2 separate regions of the Homo sapiens genome follow, and region 2 is linked to region 1. The links are chromatin loops, found by intact Hi-C in ENCODE. Cell type or tissue: tibial artery. All regions are shown on one strand. Each heading gives the region's core, and the rest is flanking DNA. Links, peaks and the distances in the headings are about the cores only. Region 1 overlaps GPAM (glycerol-3-phosphate acyltransferase, mitochondrial). Region 2 overlaps RBM20 (RNA binding motif protein 20).

The links. Hi-C counts contacts between places; a loop is a spot of excess contacts. Peaks named below come from ENCODE experiments on the same cell type or tissue, not always from the same donor. Only the 100,000 strongest peaks of a DNase experiment are listed, where the experiment ranks them.
Region 2: it touches region 1 in a loop (30-fold over the local background); 10 of 110 quality-filtered maps call a loop at or near these places.

Annotation. Positions count from the first base shown.
Region 1 is chr10:112,136,721-112,153,131 of GRCh38, forward strand. GPAM (glycerol-3-phosphate acyltransferase, mitochondrial) reads right to left here. Exons shown (of 22, transcript NM_001244949.2): 22 at 13,145-16,411. Among named protein-coding and RNA genes, the nearest start is that of GPAM, 39 kb to the right of the region's middle. RefSeq lists an enhancer at 3,311-3,810. In tibial artery, for the core only: no CTCF peak of the experiment used is centred there; no DNase peak of the experiment used is centred there.
Region 2 is chr10:110,731,957-110,748,367 of GRCh38, forward strand. All of the region lies in intron 1 of RBM20 (RNA binding motif protein 20), which reads left to right. It overlaps LOC124902498 (a long non-coding RNA gene), which reads right to left. Exons shown (of 3, transcript XR_007062286.1): 3 at 13,738-13,813. Among named protein-coding and RNA genes, the nearest start is that of RBM20, 96 kb to the left of the region's middle. In tibial artery, for the core only: no CTCF peak of the experiment used is centred there; a DNase peak (open chromatin) is centred at 6,555; H3K4me3 peaks cover 616 bases.

The DNA of each region.
Region 1 (16,411 bases), core at 9,236-11,735:
AGGAAAACATTTCCCCTCCGTTCCTTGGCCTAGAACAGCCTAGAGGAAAGGGCTTTGGGGGCCAGGAGCAGAGCCAGCTTCCTGGGTTGGTTTCCTAGTTCTAGAACACTGGCAGCCCAGGTGGCTACTGGGCCAAACCCTTGTTTAATGTGGCTCCTCTGTGCCTGTCTGAATGCTTCCCCAAGCTTCCAAGACCAGCTCATTGCCCTCTCCTTCCTCTTCCTCTCCTCCCTCCACACCCAGCATCCCCAGCCTCCCAGCTCTGCTCTGATCCCATTTTGCACACCAGCTGAGCCTTCTCACCCACTCACTGTTCCCGGGGCTCTACTCCCACACTGCATAGCAGCTGCCAGGGCCAATGCCCAGCATGCACACAGGTGCAGTGGATTTGAGGAGTACCTACTCAGTGCAGGGTCCAGTGAGGCCCTAAGGAAATAGAGAATAAACAAAATACGCAAAGACAAGCTCTCTTCTCCTAGCAAACTCTCCCTCCAGGGAGGAGGCCATAGGAACCGGAGGCTCCAGGGCAGGCAGACCTAGCTGCACATAGCAGCTCAGGAGTCCCTCTGGTGCTCATCACAGCTTCCTGAAGTCCCCACGTCTAGCTGGAGCTCCCACAACCAAGGGCTCATGCTGGCGAACATGGGGCCAGAGATGGATTGGGAGATACCCAAGGAAATGCAGCCCCATTGGAGCAGCAGAGGGGAGCAGGGAGCTCAGGGGATGCAAGGCAAGGGATTCCAGGTACACGGTGCTTCTGAGGCCCTGAGACGCCCCAAACCTCTTCCATTCTCAGCTGTCTTCCCAGCCAGGTCCCAAACCTCCAGGCTGCATTGCAGGGTGCTGGCGCCCTCTAGTGGAAAAAATGGCAGGTGCCCCCGGCTCCTTTACTGAGGAAGGAGGATTCAAGTTCCCAGGCAGGCACAAGCTCAGGGCAAGACTGTGCAGTGCAGGACACTTGCTTCCAGCCCCAGCATCCCTCCCCTTGTCCCTTCTCAGCATTTCCCCCTTCTTCCCACAGATCTCAGACACAAAGCCACGCATTCTCCCTCCCACTCTTCCCCAGTTTGCTTTGCCAATCTTATGTCTATCAATGTGTAAAATTTACACTGTAAATGAATAATAAGGGATAATATGGTGGGTTTTTTAGGTGCAGCTGGCACAGTCTCTGTTAGGAGTGAAGTTCCAACATGGTGATTTAGACATTAAAGAGGTATTTCTAGGCGGCACGCGAGGCACCGCTTTCCCCTTCTGAGAGGAAGTAGGCTTCTATACCATATGACTTGAAATCAGGAGCATTCCACTTTTCAAAGGCCAAGGTGTAACCAGTGGACCCTAAAGGGGAGTGAGGGAGATCCTGAGCTCACTGCCTAGGCAACATCTGAGAGGACCAAGCGGGCTTGGAGTCCCCTAGGCACAGCAATGGAGGGCGGGGGAGAAAAGCAATGACCCGCCCTCACCCTCACTCTGCAGCCACTGGAGGCATCCCTAGGTGCTCCCAAGACAGCAGGTGGCATGTGGCAAGAGAAGCCCATCCAGACCCATTGGCACCCATTTCTCCAACAATATCAAATCCCTATGCTTGTCAGAGAGGCCACTTCCCCATAGCCCAGGAAAAGCTTTTTAAGAGACACAACAGTGAATCAAGCACGGTTCCTGCCCTCGAGGAGTTGGGAGGCCATTCATCGAATGTCAGATCCAACTGCCAATCTCACACTACCCCTCCTGTGCTGTGCTGCACTAGGGCTGTCAAACACATCACACTTTACCTCCCAGACTGCACATGGCCTCAGGACCCCTCCCTCTCTGTGCTCTGGAGGCAGCTGTCCTCCACCCCACCCTAAGCCACTGGAGTTTACCTTGACAGTGTGCCCTATCCCTGTATGGTGGAGAGAGCCTGCTCACCGGTCTCCAGAATGCCCAAATCCACCCATTTCTCTGCGTCCCCACCCAAGCTACCAGCATCTCTTTCTGGACTATGGTTTCTTTTCCTCCCCTTCCACTCAGGACACTGTATACAGATCAGCGGAGGGAAAAAAATGCTCTTTAAAAAGCTTGAGTCTTCATTACCCCCCTTCAACAGCTTCCCTACCTGGCCCTCTGGCATCCCTCTCAGCTCAGATGCTGCCTTCAGCCTTGATATGGTTTGGCTGTGTCCCCACCCAAATCTTATCTTGAATTGTAGCTCCCATAATTACCATCTGTTGTGGGAGGGACCTGGTGGAAAATAACTGAATCATGGGGTCAGTTTCCCCCATACTGTTCTCGTGGTAGTGAATAAGTCTCACAAGATCTGAAGGTTTTATAAGGAGTTTCCTCTCTCGCTTGGCTCTCATTCTCTCTTGTCTGCCGCCATGTAAGATGTGCCTTTTGCCTTAATTGTGAGGCCTTCCCAGCCACGTGGAACTGTGAGTCCATTAAACCTCTTTTTCTTTAGAAGTTACCCAGTCTCAGGTATGTCTTTATCAGAGGCATGAAAACGGACTAATACAAGCCTTCTCTCAGCTTCTCCACCAGCCCAGTCTCTTCCCGCCTTAGGGTCCTCCTCACGCCATCCCCTCTGCCAGGGCAGCCCACTCCCACCCCACTAGCCCCTTGCCAACCTGGCTCTTTCTCAGTCTTGAGGCTTAGCTGAAACATCACCTTGCTCAGAGAAGCCTCGCCAGCTGGCACCCCACAACACACGACCACAGCACCCATGGGTTCCCCACACTGCCCTCGTGGTAGGCTGTGATTGTTTTCCTTACACTGTTTACCTTTAGCCCCATCTTGCCAGCTGGAATAGAAGCTCAAGGAGAGTTGAGATGTTGACTTCATTCACCATTGTATCCCTGGCATCTTGCCGCACATAGTAGGTGCTCAGCAAACATTAGAATGAAAGAATACATGAAAGGGCCCAGCACCATAGAAGCAATGCAATGAGGTTTCAGAGGAGGAAGCAATCACTTACAGGTTGGGGTGGAGAATAAGATTTGAACATGCAGAGGTGAGGAATAAGAAACTGCAGAAGCAAAGGCATGGGGTGGGGTGTGCCTGAGGAAGCACTGAGTGCAGTGAACAGGGAAGGCCAGGGAAAAGCAGGTGGTCTTGGAGGGCTCTGACAGTGATTGACGGAGGAGCAGAAAGGCTCAGGGAAGATGGGCTGCAAGGCAGAGGTGGGCAGAGAAACTGGAGAGAAGGCAATAAAATCAGCAGAGACAATTTGACAGAGAGTGACCAGAGCCTGGACCAGCACAGGGGACGGGCAGATGTGAAACCCAGGCAGAGGTGACAGGGCCTGTCTCCTGGCAGGGGACAGGCTGCCTCGGGTCCCCATCAATCCACATCCCTGTGCCTCTAGGCTGCAGACAGGAAACAGAGGCTAGATGGAGACCTTGGGATCCCTGAGCCATGCCCATTGCTGCCACTTTTACCCCACTTCCCACCCCATCTGCATTTCTGTCTCTCCTTTCCTTTCCTCCACTTGAAGGATCCATCCTGAGGTCTCATTTCTGGCCGTCAGTGATAAGCTGCAGTTGCTAAGAAGCACCCCAGGAGGCGTCCACCTGGTCCCAGGGTCTGGGCGGAGGCCACACCTTTTTTTCCAGTCCTGGGCCTGGTACCCCTTGATGAAATCTGACCGCCATCTAGTGGACAGAGTTGGAATGCGCAGTGTGGCCACACCCTGCACCCTGGTCCAGGCGGGGCCTGATGCAAGCAAATTGGCATCGGAAAATTCACGACCAACAAGAAGGCTGAGGAGGCTGGTGAACCCCAAACCACTAGTCCTGCATACGGATGCCCCTGCTGAAGTCCAGGTGAGGCTTAATGCAAGCAAATTAGCATCTGAAAATTCATGACCATTAGCAAGGCTGAAAAGGGTGGTGAACCCCAAAGCAGTAGCCCTGCACATGGATGCCCCTGTTTATGCGGTGGTTTCAATATGCTGGCCAAAGGAGCCAGTGGGCAGGGAGGGGTAGAAAAGCAGTGGCTCCTGCAGAAAGTGTGCAGACTCATCTGGAAAAGGGCAGGCCTCTTAGCAGAGCTAATGTGTATAAAGTGTTTACCATGTGCCACGCTGGTGCTAAATGCTTCATGCATGCTCATTACTTCATCTGATCTCCTATCAGGTGGAAATGACTAAGCAAAAAGCAGACACAAGGTTCATGTGGCTGGTAAGTGCAGAGCAGGGATTTGAACCCAGGAACCCTCAGCCAGATTCTGAATCATAAAGCTATAAACCCCTGGACAGCAGTCACATGCAAAGGCAGTTAAGACAGAAGGCATTTAGGTAGGAAGCTGCCCCCAGACCATGCACCAGACTCTAGCTGCTCGAAACTCTCGTCTGTTGGTAGTTCAGAGCTCTGTACTGGAAGAAGGCTGTGAAAATGGACTTGCCCATGACCTTCCAGGTTGTGGCTTTCTATTATCCTGAGGCCCCTGACATGAGATTGGCCCACCCATCACACTCAACAGCAGTGTGTGCCTCCCTGCTTCAAATACTTATAGCCCCTTTACCCTGGAACGGGTGGGTTTAATTCCTAAGGCAGACACATGGGTCCTGGGAAGCGGGCTTTACTTTTTTTTGGTAAAGTCCCACATTCTAGAGCATTACCTTCCTTCTCCTTCCCCTCATCTCGAAACCCATATCATGAAATCCAGACATCCAGGAAGGAAATCAAGGTCAAGGAAACTTCAGGTTCAGTGGGAAGAGTTGGAGTTTGAGTGCCCACTCACGAAGCTTCCCCTAAGAGCTTGAGGAGTTTCCCAAGACACACTCATTGTGCTTCTCCATCTGTAAAATGGGAAGTGGCTAGTCGTGCCTGTAAAGCTGTTAGCCCAATGACTGGCAATTAGTTCTTGCTCAATACGTATTACTTTACCTTTACCCTGAAAAAAAAAAAAAACAAATTGTCTGTCTGCTTTCTTTTTTTCCGTTTTAAATAAAGATAGGCATTTGGAGACATTTCACTCTATTTTGGAAAAAAGAAAAGTGTACGTCCAATAATTAACAACCCCTCACCCTTGGTCTGAGAACCAACTGGGTAGGGGGAGTGTGGCACATGAAAAGACACATGCCCCATCCAAATGCTCTCTGTTCACTAGCAACCCCTTACTCCATGCTGCGGCACAGACCCAGGGCCGCCAGGTCTTCTGACAGATTTAACAAAAGCTACAATTTTACAGAAAAATGTTCTGACATCTGAAGCATCGACCTCATTTCTTTGAAAATTTAAAGTTATCAAAGTAGCTTTAAATAACTAAAGCTACTTTAATTATTTACAGTAGCTTTAGTGATGTGATGTGATGGGTGGGCCATCTGTCTGGAGCCCACAGGTCACCACTATGTGTGGCCACACACAGGCCTCGCATATTATCACTTAAGAGTTTTGTTAAGTTTCACTGCTGGGGCCAGGCACAATGGCTCACACCTGTAATCCCAGCACTTTGGGAGCTGAGGCAGTCATATCACTTGAGGTCAGGAGTTCGAGACCAGCCTGGCCAACATGAGGAAACCCCATCTCTACTAAAAATACAAAAATTGGTCGGGCATGGTGGCGCTCACCTGTACTCCCAGCTACTCGGGAGGCTGAGGCAGGAGAATCACTTGAACCCAGGAGGCGGAGTTTGCAGTGAGATGAGATTGCACCACTGCACTCCAGCCTGAGCGACAGAGTGAGATTCTGCCTCAAAGAAACAAAAAGCAGAAAACAAAACCGTCTGGTGAACTGTTGAAGGGATTCCTGTCCCCACTCTCTGGTTCTTGCCCTTCCTTCAAGGCTCAATTAAAAACTAACTCTGATATGAGACCTCCCTCAATCACCATCCAAATCTCCAACTACAATATTGTTAGGTAACTTTTCTTGGATAAAGTCCTGTGTCCCCTGAGAGCCAGAGGGCTGCCCCAGGTGAGGCCATGGTTGGCCCTTTGTATCTTCTGCCTTCTCTAGGCTCTGTGAATGTGGGTTGATGATGGTAATAACCCTCCCCGAATACTTCCCACCCTGAATCCTAATCTCTCTAAGCACAGTTGATCATCTTTCTTCCTGGCAACCAGCAAAGGAACCAGGGCAGTATTTCCAGATCACTCCTCATCACCAACTTCTGGCAGGGACCTCAAACCCGGAATTAGAAACGTCAGCTTCCCTCTCTCTCCCTCTAATTGTTCCACAACCTGGAGTGACACTGCATTGGTTAGTGCAACTTAGCAGTCTTTGGAAACACTAGTTGTTGACATGGCTTTGTGGCTCAGCATCTTTTTCTGGCTTTTTTTTTTTTTTTTTTTGAGATGAAGTCTCTGTCGCCCAGGCTGGAGTGCAATGGCACAATCTCGGCTCACTGCAGCCTCCGCCTCCCATGCTCAAATGACTCTTCTGCCTCAGCCTCATGAGTAGCTTAAATTACAGGCATGCGCCACCATGCCTGGCTAATTTTCATATTTTTAGTGGAAATGGGGTTTCTCCATGTTGGCCAGGCTGGTCTTGAACTCCTGATCTCAAGTGATCCACCTGCCTCAGCCTCCCAAAGTGCTGGAATTAAAGGTGTGAGCCACTGCGCCCAGCCAGTTCAGCATCTTGTCTGATGAATACTCATGAGGCCTGTCTTACTTTGGGTCTCCCTAAAAGCTGCTAGAGAGACAGGAGTTTGGCTGCAAGTCATTTATGTGCGAGCTGATGCCAGGAAGGCCAGTTAGGGACTGGGACAGGGAGACACAGAGGGGAAAAGCCAAGAAAGGGGTGCTCATGAGTAGGTCACTGATGAGGGCAACTGGAGCATCATCCCACCCACAGGAACCCTCCAAAGCATGCCCTTGAGGGGCAGAGAAGGTGAGCTGTTTATCCCCCAGCTCTCACCTCTGGGGTGTTGGCTCCCAAGCACCAGAGGCAGAAACCAAGAACACCCTCCACAGAGAGACCCAGGAAGAGAGGGGGTGCAGGAACATCCACATCTGTCCTGCAGGGTGGCTGAGGGGAGAAAGATAGGGCCTACAGAATCTACTGCAAAACTCCGCCTCAAGAAAGTCCAATTCTGTGACCGAAGCCCACCTTTACGCCTAAATTACACTGCAAAGCACCTCACACTGGCTCAGCAGGTTTTCCTAACACTCCCGTGCTAGACATGTTGTCAGTCATTGTTACTAGCCCTAATTAACAAAAGGGAGAGATCAAGTGTGTGCCCGAAGTCATATAACCAATTACTAACTCTACTTTGCAGACTCGATGACCTTCATATTACTGAAGACCTTGCCAGGGGGCTACTTTAAATAGCAAAGCATTTACTCCTTTAAAATCATGTTGTAATTTTTAAAGTTGATTTCCTTGGAGCTTTTTGGGGATTCACCTGGTGTGGGGTATCTCCTGTCTCTGTGTGCCTGGCCTGGCTACAGTAACTCCACATTCAGTATCTACCAAGTCTTAGCCCCTCACAGTGCCATGAGACCCAAATGTCTTTCTGACAGTTACTCTTTCAACCTCTACATGTCACCATTATGTAAAATTATTTCCTGGGCCCTGACAAGATTTTATCTTTAATAAAACTGAATTAAAACAGCAAGCACAGGCACACCATTTCAGCTGACCCTCCTGGTTCAAAAGATTAGAATAAAGAAGTATGAATTCTCACGAAGAGAAAGAACTAAATGCAAGGTTGTTGCCAATAAAAATTAAGTTTCATCCTGACCAGAAACAATGATTGTGTTCCATTGCCCATTTTAGATATACTCTCCAAATTTAATTTCCTGCCCTGTGTCTGCAGTGAGAGGGAACTTCTATGGGGGAATGTTAAGGAGGCCAGAAGCCTCCTACAAAACAGATTATACAAAAATTCCTGGCTGGGCACGGTGGCTCACGCCTGTAATCCCAGCACTTTGGGAGGCCAGGGTGGGTGGATCACGAGGTCAGGAGATCGAGACCATCCTGGCCAACATGGTGAAACCCCATCTCTACTAAAAGTACAAAAATTAGCTGGGTGTGGTGGCACGCGCCTGTAGGCCCAGCTACTCGGGAGGCTGAGGCAGGAGAATTGCTTGAACTCAGGAGGCGGGGTTGCAGTGAGCCAAGATCAGGCCACTGCACTCCAGTCTGGGCAACACAGGGAGACTCCAGCTCAAAAATAACAACAAAAAAATCCTGACCCGGAGGCAGAAAGACACTTTGTGTAAAAACAAACAAATGAAGAAACAGCTTGTAGTTTCGAGCCTTAAAGCATGATGTAGCTTTGGCCCTGTTAAAATCATTACTGTCCCAGGATTCCAGGTTTGGAAGTGATCCATTCAGTATCTTGGAGGGGAGGGGTGTCTCCTGACTGCAGAGGGAGGGGGCCAGGACCATAGCCTGCACAGTGAGGGAGGACAGGGTGGAACTGCCACCTGTTCCCTCAGCCACAAGAGAAAAGTGAGTTTTCCAACCCAGTGAACACAGTGAGAGACTTCAAAGTGAACCTGACTAAAGCTCGCTTTGTGCTCAAAACACTTCCCAAATAAGTGCCATCTCCAGATTCTGTTTCAAAGTTAGTTGTTCTCTCTTCCAGACATGGACCCACCAGGGATGCTAAGCGACTCCACTGAGCATTTGTAAAACACAATGTTGAAGCTCAAGTTGGAAAACAGCCACACCACTTGCCGACACCACGACGCTGAGAAATTGCTCACATTCAGGTTACTATTAGGGTTGTTTAGGACCATGATCAGCATGGTGTCTGCAGCATACAATAAAAATACTACCCTATGCTAAGTTGCTGAGTGTGGCTCTGTGCCATAACAGATTTGCAATAAGCAGTAGCACATTCTGGCTATTTTCAACCTCAAAGACTCCCTTCCTGCTCTACTCTGTGCAAGAACATTCTAAGAGATCTTCTGCGAAGCTCTTCGCTCACTTTCTCTTCCCCCATCCTGAGGATGTTTTCCTAAGCACTGTTTTCCCTGTGCTTTTGTCAATTGCTCCTAGATGAAGGTTCCTTGGGTTTGCAAACTCCAGAAAGAAGCATGTCACAATGATCAAGAGAAAATGTGAACTCTGTGTTACCAGTCTGAAGCAAACTACTTCACCGGTGAGTCTCAGTTTCAACGCTGGTAGGATGGGGCTAATAGTACCCACCCCAGAGGACTGAGATGATACATACAAAGTGCTTAGCACAGTGCCTAATGATAGAAGCACAAGTCAGTCCTAGATATGTCTGCCACACTGTTTTGCTGGAGCCAATTAACTTCCGTCCAGTCCACCTCATTATGCCATTTGCCAAGCTTCACATCAAAGATATGCATGATTTGACTTTGCTGCAGGAAAACTTGGTCATTTTACTGACTTGTCTGTGTTCCCTTTGGCTGGTGTTGACTGGACTGTGTCAAACAATGTTGCTTCTGGTCTAGATTCTATCAACTTACTGTGTGAGCACTGGTAATCTTCTCTTCTGTAAAACTTGGAGGCAGAATACTAGGTGACGCTTAATTTCCCTCTGAACGACGCATAAGCTTCCTCAGAGCTAAACTTTCTAACCCATGATTCTTTGACATCTTAAAAAGACTGTCTGGCTGGGGAGAGACTGCCCCTCCTGGCACTAGTCAATTCTTAGAGATGGCAAAGGACTCAGCCAGGAGCCTACTTTGATATACACACTAATTAATCCAGAGCCATGCCTTCTCAATCTGGCCCATACACCCTTGCAAGCAATATTCCTCTACCTAACTCATCCCAGGGACTGATAACAGAAAACTAAGGACCACTCCTATAGTTTAGAGCCCAGTGAAATTATCCAGACTATTCCATTATCAATGCTAAACAGTTCACCCTGCCCTGCCCTGCCTTTCCCTCAGAAGCATCAATAAATGCTCCGACCCAAGCCCCCACCACGCTCCTGTCTTCTGCCTCCTGACCACCCCTGTGTCTTTCCCATGTGGCCCTGTGTGGGGTGTCCCATGCCTCCTGTCTCTACGACCTATGACTATAATAAATTGTGTCTCTTCTGTGGCCACACCTGACTGGCCATCACATGAAAGCATACAAAACACACACAGTTGTTTCACACTTGCCGGCCTACAAAACACTTCCGCCTTCATTAAACCTAATTTCATCTTCAAAAATCCACTGTGCATTTGCCCCTATGCCATACGGAGAACAACCATGCCCACAGAAGTGACATGATCAGCTCAGAGTCTGCATGCGCACAAGAAAGCCAGCTCTCAGTCCTAGGTTTACTGACCAAGGGATCAGTTTAAAGGACTGTGTAAAGCTCACACACACAATTCAACTCGGGCAAGCCTCCTTTTCATAGATTGAGGGCTAAGAAGCACCTCAATGCCAAACTTTGTGGTGTAAGTCACCCAACTGCATGCGAGCTATGCCAGCATCTACAGAGATGGCTAGACAATGACAAGGCTCAAGGCAGCCATTTCCCATTGTAGAAAGAAACATCTCCAGGTACATAAAGGATCTAAGCACTGTTACCTGAAAGCCCAGCTCTGTCCCGTTTACTTGATCACTTTAACACGTCCTGGAGGAAAAGCCACTTTAGAAGGGCATTTATCACCCATGCCCTCTCCCTCATTTTTACTTCCAGAGTACACTGTGTAGAACTGTGAAATGCCTGATTGTGCCAAGTGTCTAGAGCAAGGGTGCTCAAACTTCATGTGTATCACAATCACCTGAGGACTTGTTAAAATACGTATTGCTGGTCTCTGGGTTGGGGCTCAAAGTAGTTGCATTTCCAACAAATTGCTCTGGTGATACTGAAATTGCCCAGGTGATACTGAAATTTCCCAGGTGATACTGAAATTGCCCAGGTGATACTGATGCTGCTTGTCTGATAACCACACTTGACAATCACTGGTCTAGACAGAGCCACCGTATTCCATGGCTCCTTAAAATCCTCACTGTGGGCCGCATGCTGTTCTACTTTTCCCTTGCTAGGCGAAGGGAGTCAGCACTCCCTTCACCACCACGCACACCTAGAATCATGAAATAGAAGTGGGATGTTTGCCCACCATTTCAACAATGGAGAAATAATAAAGCAAGTAAATTGGGCCTCAAACCCTCCAAAAGTAGGAGAAGAGATGGGCTTTGTAGGATTCTCTTTTCGAGAGAGATTACTTGGGGACAATTGGGCTATTTCTGAGCTCTCCCCAACAAGTGCTAAGATTGGTTCAAGAAGCAGAAGTTAGATGTTTTATAGTGCATAAACATTTCCTTACAAGTAAACTCAAAGACTCTTAAAATTCTCAGGTGATAAAAACCTGAATATATATTCTTAAGGTAGATTTGTTCTCAATTCCAGCAGGATTCCTTGTCACTAGCAGCTGCAGAGCCCATGGATACAGCAACCATATAGTCTATTATGCACACCTAGACTCTTCTAAGAGTCAAAGAGGGCATTGTTAATAATTACAAAGAAAAAGGAGGGTATGGGCATAGGATTAGCCCACCAGTAAGGAGTGAGGAACAAGGTGAAATGCACACTCAGGCATGCTACCTCTGCTCTTGCCTTAGGGAGTCACCTCACTTCTACTAAGTTCTGTACGATGTATCTTGGCTATGTAGGTTGGGAACTTTCAGCAGGTGGTTGAGGGTGTGTCCACTTGCGTTCTTTCCTTTCTGATTGTCCACCAACCTGCAAGACAAAAGAGGAAAGATGTTTTCCCAGAGGGCTGGAAATTGCGTTTGTCCACTCATTTACTCTAATCACCTGTCACAGGTAGCCCACTGCCAGCAGCAAATGCTAGCTTGTTTCGATACAGTTTCTTTGACATGGGCACAGGAGTGAGTCAGATGTCAAAAGCTGACCCAGACGTGCTCATTGCCTAGTTAAACATCACCAGTCTTCATCAGATATTTGCCTCAAGCTCTAGTCCTGCCTAAGTCAGATGACCAAGGTTAGCTTTCTCTCCCCTGGGGATTGCCTACTAGCTCCTCCTGGAAGGGGCACCTTGAAACTGGTCCTTTCATGCTTCTTTTTCCTAGGCCAAAAGATACAAACTGGCAGTTGACAAGATAGAAATGGCCTGGAAAGGCAATTTACTTGATCCATATATGTTGTTGGACCATTGTGTAAAAATTAGATGCTTTCACATAAAAATACAAATTCCAGATTACACTGAAAAAAAATTTTTTTTTCAAATCAGAGGATCAGGCAACACCACCAGGACTATCTGGTAAGGGATGGGAGGCAAGGAAGAGTTGGAGAAGCACGGAGTCGTGACGGGAGACAGGAGACAATAGGGCCATGGAAACTGAAGGGGCAAGAGAAGCCAGGTAGGGGTGTCAACACCACAAGTGCCCTTGTACATGTCAAGGAGGTATGTTGGAATTTTACTAGCTAGATGTGTAGAAGACAGCAAGGGCTTAAAAAGGAAAATGACAGGACTAAAATTAGAGAGTAGACTAAACAACGAGATGAGACTTCAAAATTAACATCCACTTACCTAGTGGCTGTGAAAGTTAGAATTTAGCTACAATAAAAGGAAGGTAACCTTTGGCAGCAGCAAGAGAGTTGCTAATGTAAAGAATGAATGTGCCAGAATAAGGGCACAGTCACAGCAACATCACAGAGAAAATCAGAAGCGTTCAAGTAGGAAGTTTAGGGAGAGAGGCTGGCTGGAGAACGGATGGGATGGTCTTGGGCGTCAATCAGTTTCACAGCCATATCATGCATCCAAAGGACACGGACATCATCAGCAGGCACACGTTTACCACCGTTTCTAGAAGGAACACTCTGGAGATCAGGCTGTATTTGAGAACTTTCAAAGAATCCACAAAATCTGTGCTCTGATAAAAGAAATAATTTTCTTGTCAAAAAAGTAAACTAATATTGTTTGAGCAACTGTGATAAACTAGTGGAGAAAACACTTTTTATAAACTTAAATATGTAAAAATATAACAAAAAGCACCAAGCTTAAAGAAATCTTTACAAAAACCCACAGAATCTCCCTAGAATATGAATATTTACTAAATAAAAGGAGAGCAATAGCTAAGAAGCAGACCTACATCTCCAAATGCTTGATCAAATTTGGAAAGCTGTGGGTCAATAATAAAAGCATGAACTGTAGGTTCATACATTTATGTAAGGTATCGTTAAGCATTTTAATAAGTTGCTATATAAAGTCAGAAAACAATAATTGTTCGTATAATGAATTATGTAGGAAACTGTTTTAAATACAAATCAAACACATCAAGAGTATGTTCAATTTTTGGTTTATTAAAACAAAACTACATTTTCTGTGTTTCTTGCAATACACTAACAAGCATAAAAATCAATCAGCATTTCCAAGTATGTTTTGCTCACAAAATCGCAGTTATTTCACAGTACCTTATAGTAATTCTTTTCACGAGTCTTAACATTTCTTTGTACAACAGGCAAATAGTTTAATACCTTCCATCAAGACATTTCAGAGCTCTAGACGTTTAGAAATAAGGTCAAGAATCTCTTTCAAATGCAATCATTAGTTTGTATTAAACTAAAATGCCAGACGGCAAGTCTCAGGTTTCTAAAATAGTTTTAAAAAACAGGTTTACAGCCCATAGTAAGTCTTAGAAACCTCAACGATAGGTCCTGTCATGTCTAAACACTACAACTATCTGTGGATAAAAATCTGCATTCAAACGTACAATACTTTCTTCTAGATCTGAATTAAAACCTTATTTACCCCAATTCATCCATGTATTCTGATACGTTCAGTGAAAAAGCCAGGATCATTGGGGCTGTTCTCTCTATCAAAGGAAAGAGCTCCGATCACCTACATTATAATTTTCTGTGCTTATTTTCTGCAGGGGAGGAAATACACATCTATTCAACGCCACACTGGACGTTACAAAATGCATGCATATTCTGCCCCAGTGCTATCTGTTCATTACCGTTTTGTCTCCTTAAAGAACTATCTAACATAGTGTTTCCCAAAATGTTCTCCACAGGACATTAGTGAGAGGTTCATAAGTATCCCAAAGGAGAAAAAGGTCCTGGTGTCAAAATAGTTTGGGCAATGCTGGGTTAGACAGTTTTTCACTACCGGATGCCAAGCCCTTACTGCGCTAAAGTGCATTGTAAGTTTCCAGGTGCAAACTTGGTTTCCCAGCAACACCATTTCTATAAAACACTGATGAACATCTCACAGAGCACTCATATTACATGGAGTGCTATGGGAAATGCTTTTCCCCATCCAGGTTACTGGCAATTCCACAATTTGGGCTTACATTCATTGTAATCCCAGAAATATTTTCTCCATTTACCCTCATGACTTTGTGAAATTTAACAGATTCCAGAAGGAAGACTCGAAGCCATCTCAGTTAACAGTTCTACACATTTCCCACTAGTTTTTGCCTTTGTTTTTCATGCATTTTCAGAGTGCACAACTTCCCTCCTCTCTTCTGAATCACTTAGGACATTCTCATTTTCAAAAACAGACTGCAGTTTCATGTTGTTTAATATTGTTTTTTTTTTTTAACTTGACCACAGTCTTCCCCTGAAGAAGGGCATGCATTTCATGTTACAGAAATGCGATAGAGTAAACTGTAATAAATTATTTACAAGCACCTAGTTTGTTTAACCTTATGTGGAAGCCATCACTGTTGGAAAACAATGAGAATGTATCTTTTAGCAAAACGGTGCTATCTGGAAGCTTCATTGTGAAGATGCTTTCGTTTTTTTGTTTTTTGTTTTCAGTCATGAGGCACTGAAGAATGAGTTGTGCTGAAATTAACTCAAAGGTCAGCTTGTCTGGATGAGCATAACTTTGGTTGAGATTTTTCTCCCTTAAAAAAGATTTTCAAAGCACCAGTTAATTACAAAAAGCATGCATATTTATCCTCACAGTGAGTTAAGTGGTGAGAGAGCTAGCAAATCATACATTGCATTCCCCAAAGCATCTGAACGTACTTCTAGAAAACAAACCAACCAAAAGGGAAAATAATGCAAGAGAAGCCGTATTTTCTTTGCTTAGGTTGGCAAAGCAGCAGCTCTTTGCAGCAATGACAGGCAGGGCAGAGTGTCGACTGGGAAGCGAGTCCCAATCTTGAATAATGGTGAGCTTGAGTAATCCTTAATTTACAATTTAAAGGATGAAAAAAAGAGACTAGTGAAATGTTTGCTTCCCCAGATAAGGAACACCCAAGACTCCCTGGGTATCCTCCAAATGTAGCCAAGAAAAGTGTTCTTCTACCCTAGTCAGTAAAATGGAATGCTAAAACATGATATCTCATTCAACATCAGAGCTACTACAACTGACAATGACTTCATGGTATACATCAATTCCTATAAAGAAAAAATATATTTTAAATGCAGAACTTGAGAGGGATCACAACAGCATAGCATTATTGCTATGAGTTTCAAACATGGTATTTCATACAATGTGAAATATCAATCAGCATCCCTCCCTCTCCCAAAACACACATTACTCATGAGATACTATCAGTGTTTAAAATCCAAGCTTATGGAAGTACAAACTTAATTCTCAGTACTTTTATACTAAATTCAAAGAATCTATGTAACACTCATCTGGAAAAATTCTTAATTCCATAATATCTTGGAGATAAGCAACAGTAAACTGTTAGAAAACGTTTTAACATTACATGATATTTAAAAAATCACCATAATTACCATAATAAACCAATAATTATGCTCCCTGCTCACAAAAGGCACCTACCAATTATGAACAGACCATTTTTCATAATTATTTACCACTATGTGGCATAAGGGTTTAGGCATATAACCCATAAAAATTTGTTAAAAGTCATGGTTTTTCCTCAAAGCTAAAAATCCATAAATGCCTCTAACCATTACCAGTCAGTAGGGCCACCACATGCATATACTGGACAGGTTGTGCACGGCACAACTCGAGTGGGTACCAGTCACCTGGACTGGGGTGCAGTACACAATCTGTGTGCAGTACAGAAAGCCCTCATCAGCTGTGGCCAGAGAACTGTATTCTAACAGTCTGTCAGCTCAAGCTAATCAAGTTAGGAAAACTGCTATTTGGTTGGAGGATTTCCAAGAAACAGCTGTACCTGTGAGAGGCAGGTATTACCTGAGGGGTGGACGAGGTACAGACATAAAACAGGAAGGGTTCTAAATATATTTGCTGGTCATTTGAAACTCAATGGCACTTGTTTATATGAGCAAAAGCCTTCAACACCAGTTTTCTGGCCAAGTTTCCCTAGAATTTTGCCAGCCAAATTAACTTCCTGATGTTAACTATTTGATTACAATATCTCAGTTCCCGACCTAAACTAATATTGTCTGTTTTCACATAGCTCTTAAAAACATTTCTAAATCTGACAGCAAAGGACAGCACAGTGATACCTGGGTGTGATATATATCAGTCCACTCAATTTATAAAGCACTTTGGGATAAAAGGTGCTCCCATTAAAAATGTAGCTACTATTGACAGATAAAACTGAAAAAGAGTGAATGGATGACTCAATTATTTTTAAAGGAAGCATTAACCACTAAC
Region 2 (16,411 bases), core at 5,510-8,009, 1.4 Mb before region 1:
CCTTCAGGTCCATCTTCTCCATGTGCACCTTCAGCACCTCTAGAGCTCTTTCTTGTCTCCTCAATCTTCTCACCTATGTTTTTCTAAAAGGACTGTGCATCTCAAACAATGCCACTTTTTATCTTAATAACCATACTTCTGATAGTGACATTTTTCCCTCCCCTGCTTTTTGCCTTTTCTCGAGAGTATTTCTTATACATAGCATCCTTCAATATTCCCATGTTGCAGTTCTCGTTGGTTTATCTGTTTCATGGTCATCTCCACTTTTTTCTATTCCCCTGTCCCCTCGCCCCTGCTATTTCTATGGAGAGGTTGGTATTGATTTTCTTTCTCTGACGCGCTGTCAGTCATGGTTATTTCTCAGTTCCTCCATGCTCTTTCCTATGAGAATTATTTTTTATGAAAATGGGCATCCCTTCTCCAGCTTCCTCTCAGATTCCTTTTAAGGATTTAGGGGAAATGTTTCCTTTCTCCTTCAGATGATTTCAATTGCCCACCAATCCTGACTTCTGACAAAGGCAAAACCAGGTTTCCAAGGGCAAATTCAATTCACTGCTCTGTCTCCAGCAGTTAGGGTTCATTCTTAGGTTCTGAAATCATTCCCTAAATTTCTTTTATTTCTCAAACTCCGGTTTTGCCTTTCTGGGGTCCAGGGGCCTTCTGGGTTAAGTGTGAGTCACCGCCACATAAATTCTGCCCTTGCCGTTCACACGCACCCCATCGTTGGGTTCCAGAGCAAAAACTCTTCAGGGAGCCTGGCTCTTTCTCCTGCCCTGAGAAGACTGAAATCATGTCAAGGGTGAGAACTTGGTCTCCTGAGTCTAGAAGTTTTGAAGACCTCACTGGAAATCATTGACTGTGTTGACCTCTGGAACCATCAGCATCCCTCCTGGTTCCCCATAACAGACCCCAGGAAACCCTAGGAAACCTTCCCAGGCTGCAGAACCTGGAAACAAGAATGACCAATCTCAGTGACCAATATCATCAGGGCTACTCACCAGGCTCGGAAAATCTCCTTTTGTTCTTCTATTTTCCATATGGAATCAATTCTTATAAGTACCAGGATCCCTGCTGGACATCCTAATTCTGTCAAGATTCTTCCTTCCCTTTCTGTCTCTGTCTCAGCACCGTCACCACCGTATTGCAGAAGGGAAGCTTGTAAGGCTCTGAAAGGATCCGTACAGCCAGCGACAAACAATGCCCTTTCAGAAAATGGAGTTTCTTTACTACTTACTTGAAGTTGTTCTTGGGATCTCTTTCTGCCCTTCTTGCTCCAGAGCTGGTTCATGGTGTCTCAATTCAGTTCATCCCCGTCCCCAACCCTGATATTTCTTCTAGTGCAGAATCAGTGACCCCTTCCCTGCCCTCACCCCTGGCGGGGGATGTGTAATGTTGAGAAGGAGGATGAGGTGAAACCACACGGTATAGAGCCGGGTGTATGGCTGGGAGGATTGACGATGTGGCTTCCAAATACCTACCCAAACGGGTGTCTTTTGGAGGACGACACTGCCTCTGGATAAATGATCTCTGGGTACACAGAGGAGGCATGCAGTGATTTGTGGTTACTATGAATAGAATTGCCCATGCAGGGCTAGCTCCTTGGGGTTCTGTACCCTGATTGAGGTCATGGTTAATCAGGGGTGCATTCTCTTTCATAATCCCTGGGGATCTTGCCTGGCATTTTTGTTTAGCTGGAGAAATATTGGCTTCGCTCTGGCCACAAATTTCCCACACTGGCGTGGCTCGGCGCTTTCTGGCTGCCTTGGAGATCCTGATGCCTGTGACTTTGCAGAATGCCCAGGAACTGCTCGCTCAGCTACTTTCACTCTCGCTCTAAAGATAATCGCCTCTAAAGCAAGGTAATGGACATGTTTTATCCCCAGCAATTCGGTTTGCCCTTCTGGGGTGCTTCTCAAAAGAACAGCCTCAGAGATGCTGACACGTGACTTCAGCTAACCAGCTTGTGTGGGTGTGATGTTTAATCATGCCTGTCTTTTTCTTATCTTTTCATTATACCTGCGAATGTCTGTTAGCCACATCCATTAGATGCATTTCTTCTCTTTTTTTTGTAAAAATCAAATCAACCCCTCCCTTCCATTGGATGAGGAGATAATTATCATCATTCACTGAAGGTCGACATTCTGTCTTGAATTATTTGTCTTTGGGCAAGAGCTTGAAAGAAGCATTGTAATTCCAACATATCTTCTTGATTAAATCTGGTTTTTAGAATGTCATAGAGTGTGATAAGAGGGTCTCATTTGTGTCCCAGGAGAAACTGATTCGTGCTTCCTTGGATGAGATGTTGAGCAAAAGGATGGTGAGATTGTAGGAGCAGAAAGAGGGATGGAGAAGAGACTAGAACATGGAAAATCAGGTCCACAAATACTGCTATGTCAGTAGAGAAATGGCCCCTCAAGATTGGCTCTGGGCACTCATACACATTTGTAACTTTTAAGTCATTTACTTTCAGATACAGTTTTGAGTATTCTTTGAACTACAGGTGTCACTGGAAATGATTCCCTCTGCTCAATATGGATTTGCATCTATGTTGATTTCATGTTGTTACCTACCTTATTAAATCCTGTGGGTGAACTCATTTTATTCTATAAGCCAAGATGCTGTCTTTTTTTTTCTATCATGGAACCAATATAAAAATTCCCTCTTTTTTTTTTTTTTTTTTGAGAGTGTCCTTAGTATACCCAGACCCCCCAACCCATTGAGGTCAGTAATTTTAATCTTAAGAGGAGATATTTTCTCATTTGTAAAATAGGGCTCCTGACTCAGTTTCTTGGGTCTCTTCCCAGAGATATTCTTTATTTATATACAGTGCTCCCCACTCATGCCCCCTGAATCTGCAACTTTACTTTCCACAGTTTTAGCGACTTTTGGTCAACTACAATCTGAAAACGTTAAATGGGAAATGCCAGAAATAAACAATTCCTAAATTTTAATTTGTGAGCTGTTCTGAGTGGCGTGATGAAATCTCCTACTGTCCCACTCTGTTCTTCCCATGACGTTAATCATCCTTCTTCCAGTGTATCCACAGTGTATACACCACCCATCCTAGCATCACTTAGGAGCCATCTCAGTGAGCAGGTCCACTGTCGAGGTATCGCAGGGCTTGTGTTCAAGTAACCATTATTTTCCTTGATAACAATCCCAAAGCATAAGAGTAGTGATGCTGGTGATTCAGATATGCCCAAGAGAAGCCATAAAGTGCTTCCTTTAAGTGAAAAGGTAAATGTTTATTCCAGGTATATATAGGAAAAAATAAATAGTATATATAGAATTTGGTACTATCCAAGGTTTCTGGCAACCAGTAGGGGTCTTGGAACATATCCCCCCATTGCAGATAAGGGAGAACTACCATAAACATGTATCTGCATGTATTTTTTTTATGTGGAAAGGAACATATCATGCATACTGTCTAGCCACCATACTTAACTTCGTTTTGACAATGTGTCTCTGAAGAGATTGTAGCCTGTCTGCACACAAGCCTGTACCTTGCGCTTTTGTCCTGATTGAATAGTGTTCCATTGTATAAATTATTATAATGTGTTTTCCGAGCCTCCTGTTAATCTAGATTGTCTCTGATAGGTTACTATTACTGACAGTGCTGCAGTGAGGATCCTTGCACACCCATCTTGGCATGTATGTATGAGTCCATCGGAAGGATACATTTCTGTAAATAGGATTGCTGGGTGAAAGGTATATTTGCTTTTGTTTTGATGAAAACAGTCATCTAGCGCATGAGCATGTCTGTTTGCCCCATCTCAAGGTTTTATGCCTTCTAGTTAAGCATCGGCTACTACATGTAGAGCTCAGGACACTGACCCATGCACGAAAGGTACATAAGTCAAAGTTACTAATTAACATGTATCTTAGTAGGAGTTTGGGGTATTTGTTCAGGATTGCTGATCTCATGGCTAGATTAGTGAACATTCACCCCAAGAGTGAAAGGCTCTGGAATTTAACCACAAGCTTAGGCTTTGAAGATATGGTATCTCCCACCCATCTCCCTCTGATGGCAGATTAACTAGGCGGTGGGCAGAACCAACCCTTCCACACGCCAGCCTGTCTTCCTTAGAGAGCACAAGTGCATTTGCCCAGAACATTCACACTTTCAGACCTGGAGATGAAACACAATTTTTTGGCAGCAAATCTCAAATAACATGTATTTAGGATTACAAAGTCACAGTTTTGCAACCAGAGGGCTTGGGAAGGAGTTGCTTAAAGCAAGAAAATTGCAATGCAGTTTTTACAAAAATTAAAGATATAAAGTCCATCTTCCCAAATTACATTCCACACATTTACTTCTCTACAAATGCCATTTGCACACAATATACCCAGTTTGCACTGAATTCCATTCCTTGCTTCTTTTTCCCTTCTTAGTCACACACTATCTGTGCGTGTCAAGACACTGTTGTATAAAACTGCTGTATAGAACTAGGTATTTTATTTTGTTTTGTCTTTGCTTTAAATTTTATACACTTTTTGGATTAGGTCATTGAATACTTATCCTGTTTTCATCTGAATTTTCTTGGGAGAGAAAATTTAAATATTTACCTTCATCTTAAAAAAAAAGAAAGAAAGAAACCAATCCAGATGACAGAAACTGAGAGGGACATGGTGGTTGCAGGTGTCCGTGTGTGCTGGGAATGCAGAAACATGCCTGGAGCAGTGGAGGCTGTGCTCTGGCTCTGCCAAACACCCTGTGGGCCTATTGAGATCCACCACCACCTAATGGAGGAATTGCCTTCTTTCCTTTTTTTCAGTAAGCTCTTCATTGAATGCTATGGTTTGAATGTTTGTATCCCTCCAAAATGCATATTTTGAAACCTGATCCCCAAGATGGTGGTATTAAGAGGTGGAGCCTTTGGGAAGCAATTAAGTCATGAAGGCATGAGTGGGATTAGTGCTCTTATAAAAAAGACCCGGCCTGGCGCAGTGGCTCACAGCTGTAATCCCAGCACTTTGGAAGGCCGAGGTGAGCAGATCTCCTGAGGTCAGGAGTTCGATACCAGCCTGGCCAACGTGGTGAAACCCCATCTCTACTAAAAATACAAAAAAATTAGCCGGGCATGGTGTTGCGCGCCTGTAATCCCAGCTACTCGGGAGGCTGAGACAGGAGAATCACTTGTACCTGGGAGGCAGAGGTTGCAGTGAGCTGAGATAGTGCCATTGCACTCCAGCCTGGGCAAGAAGAGTGAAACTCTGCCTCAAAAAAAAAAAAAAAAAAAACACCCCACACACACACTCAAAAACAACAGAGCTTGTTCACCCCTTCTACCATGTGAGTGGAGGCAGCAAGAAGGCACCATCTATGAGGAAGTGGTCCTCACCAGGCACCAAATCTGCTGGTGCCTTGATTGTGGACTTCCCAGCCTCCAGAACTTTGAGCAATAAATTTCTATTGTTTTTAAGTTACCTGGTCTAAGGTTTAGCAATCTGAAATGACTAAGGTCCTAAAGTATAATGTATAGAAATAATGTGTGAACAGCTTGATAAATTTTTACACAGTGAACATATCCCTAAAAACCTGCATCCAGATCAAGAAACAGAACACTACCAGCACCCCAGGAACAAGTGGCTACCTTTTGAGTCACTCTTCAGCCTCTGACGATCTTTAACAATGTTGACCTCTCTGAAGATAGATTAGTTTGCCTTTTTTTTTTTGAGTTTAACGTAATTGGAATGATATGGTGTATACTCTTTTGTGCCTAAGTTTCTTTTACTCAGTTTTATGTTCGTAACATTCATCCATGTTGTAGCAAATAATTATACCTGGTTAGTGTTCGCGGCTGTGTAGTATTCCATTACAGGAATACACCACTATTTATTCATTCTACTCTTGATGGATATAGGTTGTTTCTAGTTTCTGGCTATTACAAAGAATGTTGCTGTGAACATTTTTTACGTGTCTTTTGGAGAACATATGTACACATTTCTGCCAGGTATACACCTGGGGTGGAATTGCTGGGTTGTTAAATTTCCTTACTGGGGCCTATAAGACCAGGTCTTGCCTGCTGCTAGATTCTTGTCATCATTAATCATCATCTATATGCCAGGCACTATGTGAGGCATTGGGAATAGTAAGGAGCAGAAGCAGATGTGGTTTCTGCTTTTGTGCCAGCATTAATTAAGCAAACACCAAGGTAAGGTGGTGTGATTGCCATGGAGGTAAGTGCTGAAGAGGAAAGAGGCAGGATCCCAGGACAGCTTACTGTTAGGTTTTTTAAAGGGAAGGTGAGGGTTAAAGAAAAACAGAGAGAGAGTTGGCGGCCCTACAGCAAAACATAGGCTTTATGTCCAACATAAAACCTGCAGAGGTTGGGGGCCAGCTTAATGCCAGTGCCCACTGCTGCTTACAGGCTGGGGCAATTATAGGCCTGAGCAGGAGGGGTCTGGGGGGAGCATGGCCTGCTGCCTGGGAAAATGTTGATAACATGTTCCCACGATGAGGTGGTTTGGCCCTTGTTCTGGTGGAATGTGATGTTCCTTGCCCTTTCTCCCAGCAAAGTCAGGCAGTTGGTCAGGCTGTTTCTCACGGCCCGAACCCCCCGTGGAATGTTTCACTTTGACCAAGGTCTGTGAAATGACAGGGAGCTTACGAAACGGTGCAACTTGGACTAACACTTATGACATAGGAAGTGGATCTGGGCTGGGGGAGAGGGTGGCATGGAAGGGGGGCTTTCCTGAAACAGTGACACAGCTGAGATTGGAGGGATGAGGAGAGTATACCAGGGTACGGTGAGGGAGAAGCTTCCCAGGAAGCTGGAAGAGCACGCGGGGCATGTTCCTGGAGCTGAAGGAGTGCCAAGGTGCCAGAGCATGGAGGCGGGAATGGGGATAGAGGAGGTGGCGAGGCTGACATTGGGGTTGGGGCTGCAGCCTTTGTGCCTGTGATGGGAGCCCAGACCTATAGCTGTGAGGTGTGTTGGTCTGAGAACTCTCCAGATCTCGCCTTCCTTGCAGATTCGTATCACAGCAGAGCAGGAAGGGCCCATTCAGCTACAAGAATTAGTAGGAAGCATTTGAAATGGTCCACAGCTGCTCACAATCCTTAAGGGAGTTTATCTGTAACTGAGAGAGTATGGGGAGGTGTCTGGACAGTCAGGAAGTACCTGTCGCAGGTGGCATTTTCTGGCTGGGCACAGGATCAGATGGATGTCTTTCTGTCTGTTGACAGGTCCTCCTGAGGACCAAGGCCTGCATAGTCTGATTTATGCTATATGTATGTAACTACTTTAGTACAGTTGAGGGCTCTTGAAGTCATGCTGTGTTTTTAGGAAGATATTTGAGCAGGAGATCATGAAAATTTTGCAAGAATCTGCAATCTGGAAGAGTGTTGATTCAATATACATTCATTAGGTGCCCACTCTGGGTTACTGTGTCTCGCACTGTCCTGGACACTAGGGATTCAGCAGTGAACAAAAACAGACAAAATTCCCCAACCTCTTAATGTTTATATTCATCCAAAATTTTCTTTCAAAATGGATTGTTTTGATGAGCTGCCGGATCTCTTGACCCCTCAGAGAATTTTACATTAGGGAAAAGTGCTTGTGTGTAGGCATAAGAAAGAAAGAAAATCTAGGATTGGAAAGTTGGAAACCAGTTTTCTACAGCCTTCCAGAAAGAACTCAACTCGAGGACTGACGTGGTGGTGGAAGGCAGAGTGGCAGGGGAAAGAGCACCAGCATCAATGTGAACATTCTAGCTGGGACGCTTCCTTGTGGTACGACTTGGGGCAACTTTGATCTTCTAAATGGGTATTAATAGTTCCCACCTGCAGGACTGAACTGTGGAAATGCACTGAGATCCAGCAGTTCAAATCCCTGGCCTGAGTATTGGGTGATTGTTGCGGTCATGAAGGCATGAGGCTTCTGTGCGACCTGGGTGACTAACACAGCCCACAAGCAGTGAGGAAGCCACTCCCAGCGGCCCTGCCCGTCTGGGTCCTCCTGCCCTCACTGGGTGTTCCCAGCCCCACTATACTGTCTCCCTCTCCCTCCTTCTCCAAGTGCCCAGACCTGCTCCAGCTGCCCCTGATACTCAGCAATGCAGACTTGTCTGGAAACACGGACAACAAGGCAGCTTGGCATTTCCGAGCCAACTGCTGAGATGAAACAGGTTCATTGTCAAGGCCAGGGCCAGGGCAGGAAGTCTAGTTGGAGGCCCCAGGGTAGCTCGCCCCAGAGTTCTGAAAGAGCACTGTTTAGAATTTTGTAACCATCTGTTGGCTTGGGTATGTGTTTGATGGCTGTGGCTGTGGGTTGAGGTGGAGTAATGTTGACCTTGGAAGGTTAGGATGCTTTTGTTTCTGATGAGACCATCTAGTGTAGGTCAAAAGGACTGTGTCGGAGATAGAAAACAACATTTTTTTTAAGTTGGGTGTTTTTGAATCAGCCAAACCTTAATGCATTGGGCAGAAGTGGCCCCTGGGGTAGTACCAGCTTGGTCTGAGTGTTTCATGGGCAAGGGTGGGGGCTGGGAAGAGAAGCTTGCCCAAGGCCCTGCTGCAGAGGGAGGGGCAGGAGAGCTAGTGGGAGCCAGGTGTGTGGAGCTGCCTTTCACAGAACTGGGTTATGGACCCACCAGAGAGATGGAGCCCCTTCTCTCCTTCCCTTCCCCCATGTCTCCCTCTCCCACCAGGGCTTGGTAGGGGTGGGGAAAGCAAGTTTATGGCCACCTTGATGTTCACTGGAGTGGCCCGAGGACTCCTTTTTGAGTTAAAGTGACTTGTTTTCTTCTTACCTTTATTCATCCCCTTACTCAGTAGGATGGCAGCAGATATAACATCATTATGTGTGTGAAAACATACAAAGACACTCGTTCTAGGGGGTGTTGTCCAGCAGATGCATGGACGTCCATGTTAACTCTTGTGAGTACAGAAGAGGATGCAGAAGTTAGCTGGATCCAGATGCTGGATCTCCAACATCCTTGGAGATGTGTGGTGTTGGATGCTTCTGTCCAGGGTAACATGGCTCTCATTACCTGGGCTTCAGAGCCTTCTCTACCTTACCATCTGCATTTGTTTTTTCTTTTTGATTGGGTGGCATTCACCTGGGCTTTCCTTCACTTCCTGACGATTCAAGATGGCAATTCTCATCTCTGGTCAGGCTGAGCTTCTCTCAGCAGCTCCTGACATTTCCTCCAGCTTGTCTCACCTTCTCAGTTGTCTCCCATTCCCACCAGCACATCCTTTGACCTTATCTTCCATACCCTTCTGCACCTAGGACCTCTTCCACTCCTTCCCAGTCAAGAAGCACCTATGAATAAGCACAGGTATTCAATATTTGTTAGGGTGGATACAGGTAAAATAAGAAATCATCTGTAGAGGTGACGTAGAAAGCACAGATAATAGAGAAATAACAGGTATCTGCCTCTGTCATCTTTCCTGAGCTCCAGATGTCAGTATTTAGGGGACTGCAGCTGTTTCCACATTATATCTTCTGGCACCAACAACTTCATGTGTCCGAAGTTGAACTCATGCAAACTCAGCCTTTGTTTTCCACATGACTCCTCCATCAACTCAGAAAGTGAAAGAGACCCACAGGTCATCCTCAACTCCTTCCTTTCCCTCACCTCTACCCCATGTCCACTCACCAAGTTCTGCCAGCTTTCAGTCCTAAATTTTCCCCGAATCTCTATCTTCTCTCCAAGACTGCCCCACCAAGCCTTCTGCCATTTGTCAACTCACAACTCTGTGGCAGCCTGAAATTGTTTTCAATTCCCAGTAGCTATGTACCTGAGGGCTGCCCCCTGCCCCCCATCACCTGGCTTTGTCCTACTCTTTCACCAAGCCTGAGCTCAGACCTCACCTCCTCTAGGAACCCCTCCAGGACCAGAGTACATGACCCCCCTCCCTCCCCAGGAGAGCCCTGCAGTACCTCTTCCAGGATCCTGCTCCTCTAGAATGCCCACTTCCCACCCAGTGTGAGGATGATCAGTTTACGTGCCTGCCTCCCCATGGACGTACACTCCTCTAGGGCAGAACCCAAAAGCTGCTGAAATTATCTTTGCCCAGTTTGACAGAGGGAGGGAAATGTAGTGGACTGAAAGTTGAGACACCAGGTTCAGCCTGACCCCAGTGAGTGCTCCACCCTTTTTTGTAGATTAAATGAACCCAGAAGTTAGTTCATGATGTAGTTCCTGTAAAAAATAATAAATAAACCTAGGAGGAGCCTCAAAGTCCCTTCCTGACCTGATGTTCTGCGATTCTGCCAGAGGAATCTGCTCTCTCCAGCCTGACTTTTCTATCTACACCTCCTCATCAGAGGAGCCTTCTGCACTACTGCCCTCTCCCAAGTCAGGGGCTGGGGACAAGGAAGACTTTCACTTTTCAGTAGCTTCCTGAGCCATTTCTTTCTTAGCTCCCAGGCTGGAGGCCTTTTCCCAGGTCTCTAATGGACAAACTTTCCACACATGACTTAAGAGAAGAAGACACAGGACTTGGACTTGGACAGTTTTGCTGCATGAACCACTGAAGTCTCTGGAACCTTAGCAACATGGACCCCTGGACCTTGGTCTTGAGTGTGGGGCCTGTGACAGTCCCCTGGCAGTGTGCTCATCCTGGCCTTTTTCTGGAGCTACTAAAGGAAAGAAACCCAGTTGAACCCAGGATTTTTTTCTTTACCCCCGAACTTCTTTGTACAGAAGTTTCACTTTCTCATAACATGATTTCTTTCTTTTACAAAAGACAAAATAAAACAGAACCCAAACTTGACACACAAATCCAACCACTACTGCTACTGTTCAGGCAGCTGGTCTATATTTTAGTAGCTCACCTGTTTCAAAAGCACCTAGGTAGTAGCTGGGAGGCTCGGTTAGTATTTCAAACCCCCAAAAGCTGCACAAAGCAGAGGCTCGGGTTCTTGAGTAGAGGGCTGATGCTAGAAACATAAAGAGATTCATCTGCATCTTCTTCAACAGTGTGCCTCACCTCCAACTCTCACTGTGAAAGATCTGCTTTCTGCTGAGCATGGACCTGGGAGAGATGTGTTCCCCGGAAGGCGGCCCGGGCTGTCATCAAGTCAGTTGCACAGGGACAGTGTGAAGCCTTCTCACTGTGGCACGAGCCATCACTCTCAGAGCACCTCAAGCCTGGCAGGGTTCCGAAAACCTCAGGGTTTAATCACTCCCCTGTTTAAGGAACTCAGACACAATGTATTTTACAAATTATTTTTGAAAGGTTTATATGAAGTGTTAAATTTTATGAACTGTATATTTTACCAACAATGGAAAAAAAAGGCTTATGAGCTTAGAGGCTTTCACATTCATTATTTCACTTAATTCTCTAAACCTCCAATGGGGTAAATCAATTTCTGTTTTGCAGACCATTAGACCAAGGCACAGAGAGATTAAGTGGCTTGCCAAAAGGGGTAAGAGTTTTCATGGGCTAACTGGGGTTATTTTTTTCACAGTTCATCAAATGACAAGTTTAACGTGATATATCTTATTTTATGTTGCATGTGATAAATAGTTACACTTTTTATTTGTTAATTACTAGGTTTTAATGGTCAACTTTAGTCCAAAGCTTCTCCCTCTTCTCACCTTCTCCCAGCCTTCTGATTCAGTTTATACATACACACACACACACACACAACATACACAGAGGCACACACATGCATGCATGCATGCAATACCCACATTGTTCTTTTATATTATTATTATTTTTTGAGGTGGCATCTTGCTCTGTTGCCCAGGCTGGAGTGCAGTGGCACAAACTCAGCTCACTGCAACCTCTGCCTCCCAGTTCAAGCGATTCTCATGCCTCAGTCTCCTGAGTAGCTGGGACCACAGATGCGCACCATCACACCCGGCTAATTTTTGTATTTTTAGTAGAGATGGGGTTTCACCATGTTAGCCAGGCTGGTCTTGAACTGCTGACCTCAGGTGATCCGACTACCTCAGCTTCCCAGAGTGCTGGGATTACAGGTGTGAGCCACGGTGCCCAGCTGTCCTTTTATTTTTATTTGGTGTTCCTTGTTGGAAGAGATCAGCTTCTCTTCACTAGAGAAATTTTTCAGTGATCCTGGTGGGGGCTCCAGTCCCCTTTTCTTTAGGAAGAAATAGAGTAGAATGATTGGGAGTACAGTGACAGGGTGGTGTCACATTTCCTGAGTTTGAGCCTCAGCTCTTCCACTTGCTGGCTGTGTGGCACTGGGCAAACTCCTTCACCTCTCAGTGCCTCAGATACCTCTCTATACAGAGGAAATGCAAGCGGAAGTATAAGGAAGATCACACGAAATAGCGCCTGTCAATCACTGTCAAGCACAGTGCCTGGCACACAGTAGGTTTGCAGGATGCCTGTGGTTTCTGTCACCCTGATGTGACTCTCCTGGGGCCCTTGAAGGTAGCATTCCAGGCCCTCAGAATCTCCAGGGGAGTGACTGGGAGCTGTAGTTTCACCAGCACCGGGCTGATGCTTGTGGCTGGGAAACGCCACTACCAAGGTGATGAAAGGTGAAGGTGGGTTGATATATAAAATAAAAGAACTTGGAGGAAAGTTAATACCTTTGAACATTGGTTCCCAAAGTGTGGTCCTGCACCAGCAGCAATATCCACCTAGCAACTTGATGGAAACGCAGATTCTCAAACCTTCCTCCAGACTTACTGAACGGAAACTCTGGGGGTGGATGCTAGTGATATTGTGTTTGAACAAGCCCTCCAGGTGTGTCTGAGGCCTGCTGAAGTTTGCAAACCATACTTTAGAATGTGAAAGAGCCAGTCCCTATTTCATTTCAAATGAGTTTAGATGTATATTTAGCTACTGAAATAAGAAATCTAAAGATATGTACACTTGTACCAAGAAGACAAGGAAAGAAATCTGCTGATATGAAGACTCAGTTATATTTCGAACAAAGGCAATGAATCCATCTTGGTCCTTTGCTTGGCTCATGGTGAAACATAGCGGCCACCATGTGGGTCAAGAGGCTTGTGTTCAGGACAGCTGAAGGGATGGCCTTGACCTTACTGTCCTCCCAGCACCAAAAGGAGCCAAGAGCGAGAGGTTACTTCTGCCTCTCCGGAACTCCAGCACTTCCTCCCTGGGGGTGCTGGCATCTTTCTTATGCACTGTCACTCTCCTCGTGGTTACTGTTGTTTGGGTCAATGTTGTAAGCAGTTGCTTGAATACAAACCCTCTGCTTTTTCATCCCTGTTTCTCCTGGGCAAACCCAAATGTGACTGCAAAACATCTCCAAATAGAGTCCAGTTCTTCTAAGTGTCAAGGCTTGGCCCAGCCACTGCCTCTGCTGTAAAGACTTTCTAGCCTGAATACCACCATGGCAAGTCATAAGCCTTGTTCTTCCCCTCCTGTGCTCCACATCCCAGGGATTTGATCCCTGCAGGCTGCATTTCCAGGCGCCTGCTGGGTTTGAACAGTGCAAGCCTCTGGGGTGAGACTGCAGGGTGGTCGGAGAGGGATGCCAGGGTGGTTCTCCCCCTCCTCTGTGGCTGGCTGTCTGACAGTGGCTGGGGATCTTCCAGGGCTCTATTGCTACTCCTGTCCCCACTAGCTTTTGTGTACCTTCTTGTCTGTTTGATAAATTCTCTGGATTAAATTCTCCAAGGGATTTGGAGTGGTTTCTCTTTTCTTTATTGGGTCCTGACTAACTTAGCCCCTTGTCTTGCTTCCACTGGGAGTGGTCACTCAGCATTTGCATACGTATCTTCTCCAATAGCCATGAGCTTCTCAGGAGTAGCCGTCATATCCAATTCAATGTCACATCCTTAGTGCCTACTCCAGGAGCTGTCACTTTCAACATGCTTGGTGTTTGATGAATGAATGCGTGATAACATGTGAGGAGGGCTGAAAATGCAAAGGAAAATCAAAGTATGCCGTATATTCAAAATGCATGCAACAAGCAAGGTTTACCATATGGAAATAGCGATGTATGCCCTGCCTAGTAATCTAGTTTAAAATAGTAATAATAAACCTTAAGCTTGTCCACAGTACAGATTTTTTAAACAATAATTTGAGAATGTTCAAATCTGTTCCATTATAAGCCACCCCAGAACTTAATGATTTAGAACCCTTTATTATTTCTCATGATTCTGTGGGTTATGACTTGAGTTGCCTTCAGCTGTTCTTGCCTGGGCTCGCTCATCACCACGTTTGGTAGCGATTCGGCTGGAATTCATATGCGTGGGACCTCAGGAGAAATGGAGATTCTCTCTCCACTAGAATCTCATGCTGAAGGAGGCTGGTGCGGGCTTGTTCACAAAGTGGCAGTCTTCCAAGAGGGTGAGGGGCAAACTCTGAGGCCAATTGAGGTAGAGGCTTGGAAGTTACACAGCATCTCTTCCTGTGCATTCTGCTTCAAAGCAAGTCAAGAGCCCAGCCCAGATTCAAAGGATAGGGAAATAGACTCATGTCTTAATGGGAGGGGCTTCCAGGAATTTGTGGCCATATTTAATCCACTGTAGAGTGGTTATTCTCATTACGAAACATTCTTTATTACAACATTTAGTATGGCTGTACCTTAAGTAGAGCCTCCTGGAATAGATTTAAAAGGTTGCTCAACTGGTAAGACCCACAAATGGAGAGCTGCCACTGCTTTCCTTAGTTCTTTGTCTGACCACCAGATGGTGGCATTGCTCAGTCGACCCCGAGTATTTCAAGGCCGGCACCAAATTCCACCTGGAGATGCCCTTCAAGCTGTGGGAATTCTATGATTTTGCACAGCTGGATTGGGAGCAGGCAGTGCTACCTATGGAGAGGGTCTGGGATTAGGGTTGCAATGGGCATTGGATGCCTCTTTCTCCCTGACTCTTCTAGAACTGTTGTGGGAAATTTCTTCACCTCCCCAAATGGGGGACTGGAGTAAGATGCTGCAAATATCATCCCATCACAATGGACTCAATCATGAAGAAAAATATCGTTTGTAATAAAAAAATTGTTTGCATACTCATGAATTGTCTATCGAAATTACATTGTATTGATTTCATCCTAGTGATGTAAATAATTCTATACCACTTCTTTTTCTTTTTTCTACCCTCTGCACCATTATAGTTGTTTGTATAACAGTGTCTGCAAAAACTGATAACATTTGATTAAGGCCTGCAGTCTAGTCCATTGTATTGTGCCAGTGTCAATTTCCTGGTTTTGATCATGTAATATAGTGATATAAGATGTTATCATTGGGGAAGATAGGAGATAAGGACATAGACCTTTCTGTACTATTTTTGCAACTTCTTGCAAGTCTATAAGTATTTCAGAATAGAAAGTTAAAAAAATACCCTCACTAAAAATAACCTCCACCTGCTTGTGTATTACTGGTATTTGCATCATCATTTGGGAGAAAAGTTGAGCATTGATTTTAAAAACTCTTTTTTTGGGGGGGGGGGTCATTCTGGCAGGGTAGCACTGGCTTCTCAACCCCCTTCAGATCCACTGGCCACTTCCACAGATCCTGCCCAGGCTCAAAGCACCTGCTAGACTAGGTGATCAGTGGTGCAGAGACCTGGAGCCAAGGATGGGGAGAGACAGTCATTGCCACCTCCTTTCTTCCCTTTCTGGACTCAGAGATCCTCTGTCCCAAGTTTCTCCCTTATAGTCAGGGCTCTGCCCTTTACTACTCACTTTCTTGTTTGTTGTCTTAATCGTGGGTTACAATGCTTCTCTAAGACTAACAGGAAGACACTTTTATTTCCATTTTGTGAATAAGAAAACTAACACCCAGGGTTTGAGGTACTTGGCTGGGACCAAAAGTAAGTGATGCATCCAAGGCTAGAAGGTAGATTAAATGACTTTTTAATCTGGGTTTTCCTTGCTAATTTCTAAATACACTAAAAAGAGAAAACTTTTTAGAAAGTTTTCTTTCTGAAAGAGAAAGCCTTTTAGAAAGTTTTCTTTCTGAAAGAGAAAACTTTTTAGAAAGTTTTCTTTCTGCAAGAGAAAGCCTTTTAGAAAGTTTTCTTTCTGAAAGAGAAAACTTTTTAGAAAGTTTTCTTTCTGAAAGAGAAAACTTTTTCAAGTGAAGTAAAACTTCTTTGAAATATTACGTGTTTAAACTCCTAGGCTGTAATTTCATATGCTTTTATTTACTGTCTTGTTCTATTAAAATGCAACCTATAGCACCTTTTAATGTTCACACAGTGTTTGAAGTAGAGAAATGAAACTTTTATGAGTAAGTGGAGAAAGTAGTGTTAACTTTTTTTTTCATTAATGAGAAAACAATAGGCAGCAATGGGTTTAGGAGTTCTATGGCGAAAAGGCATTTCCTGAGATTGAATCAGTGGCAAAAGGAGAGCCTGTTATGTTTTGCTAACCAAAAGAATGTGGGAACATTTTAGCTAAAATGCAAGTTAAAACTGTGAAACATATAAATAAGCATTTGGTATGCTTTTCAGTTTCCACAACAGTAGTCAAGCCAGTGAGCCCTGTGGGGAGGGCTCATGGGCCCTG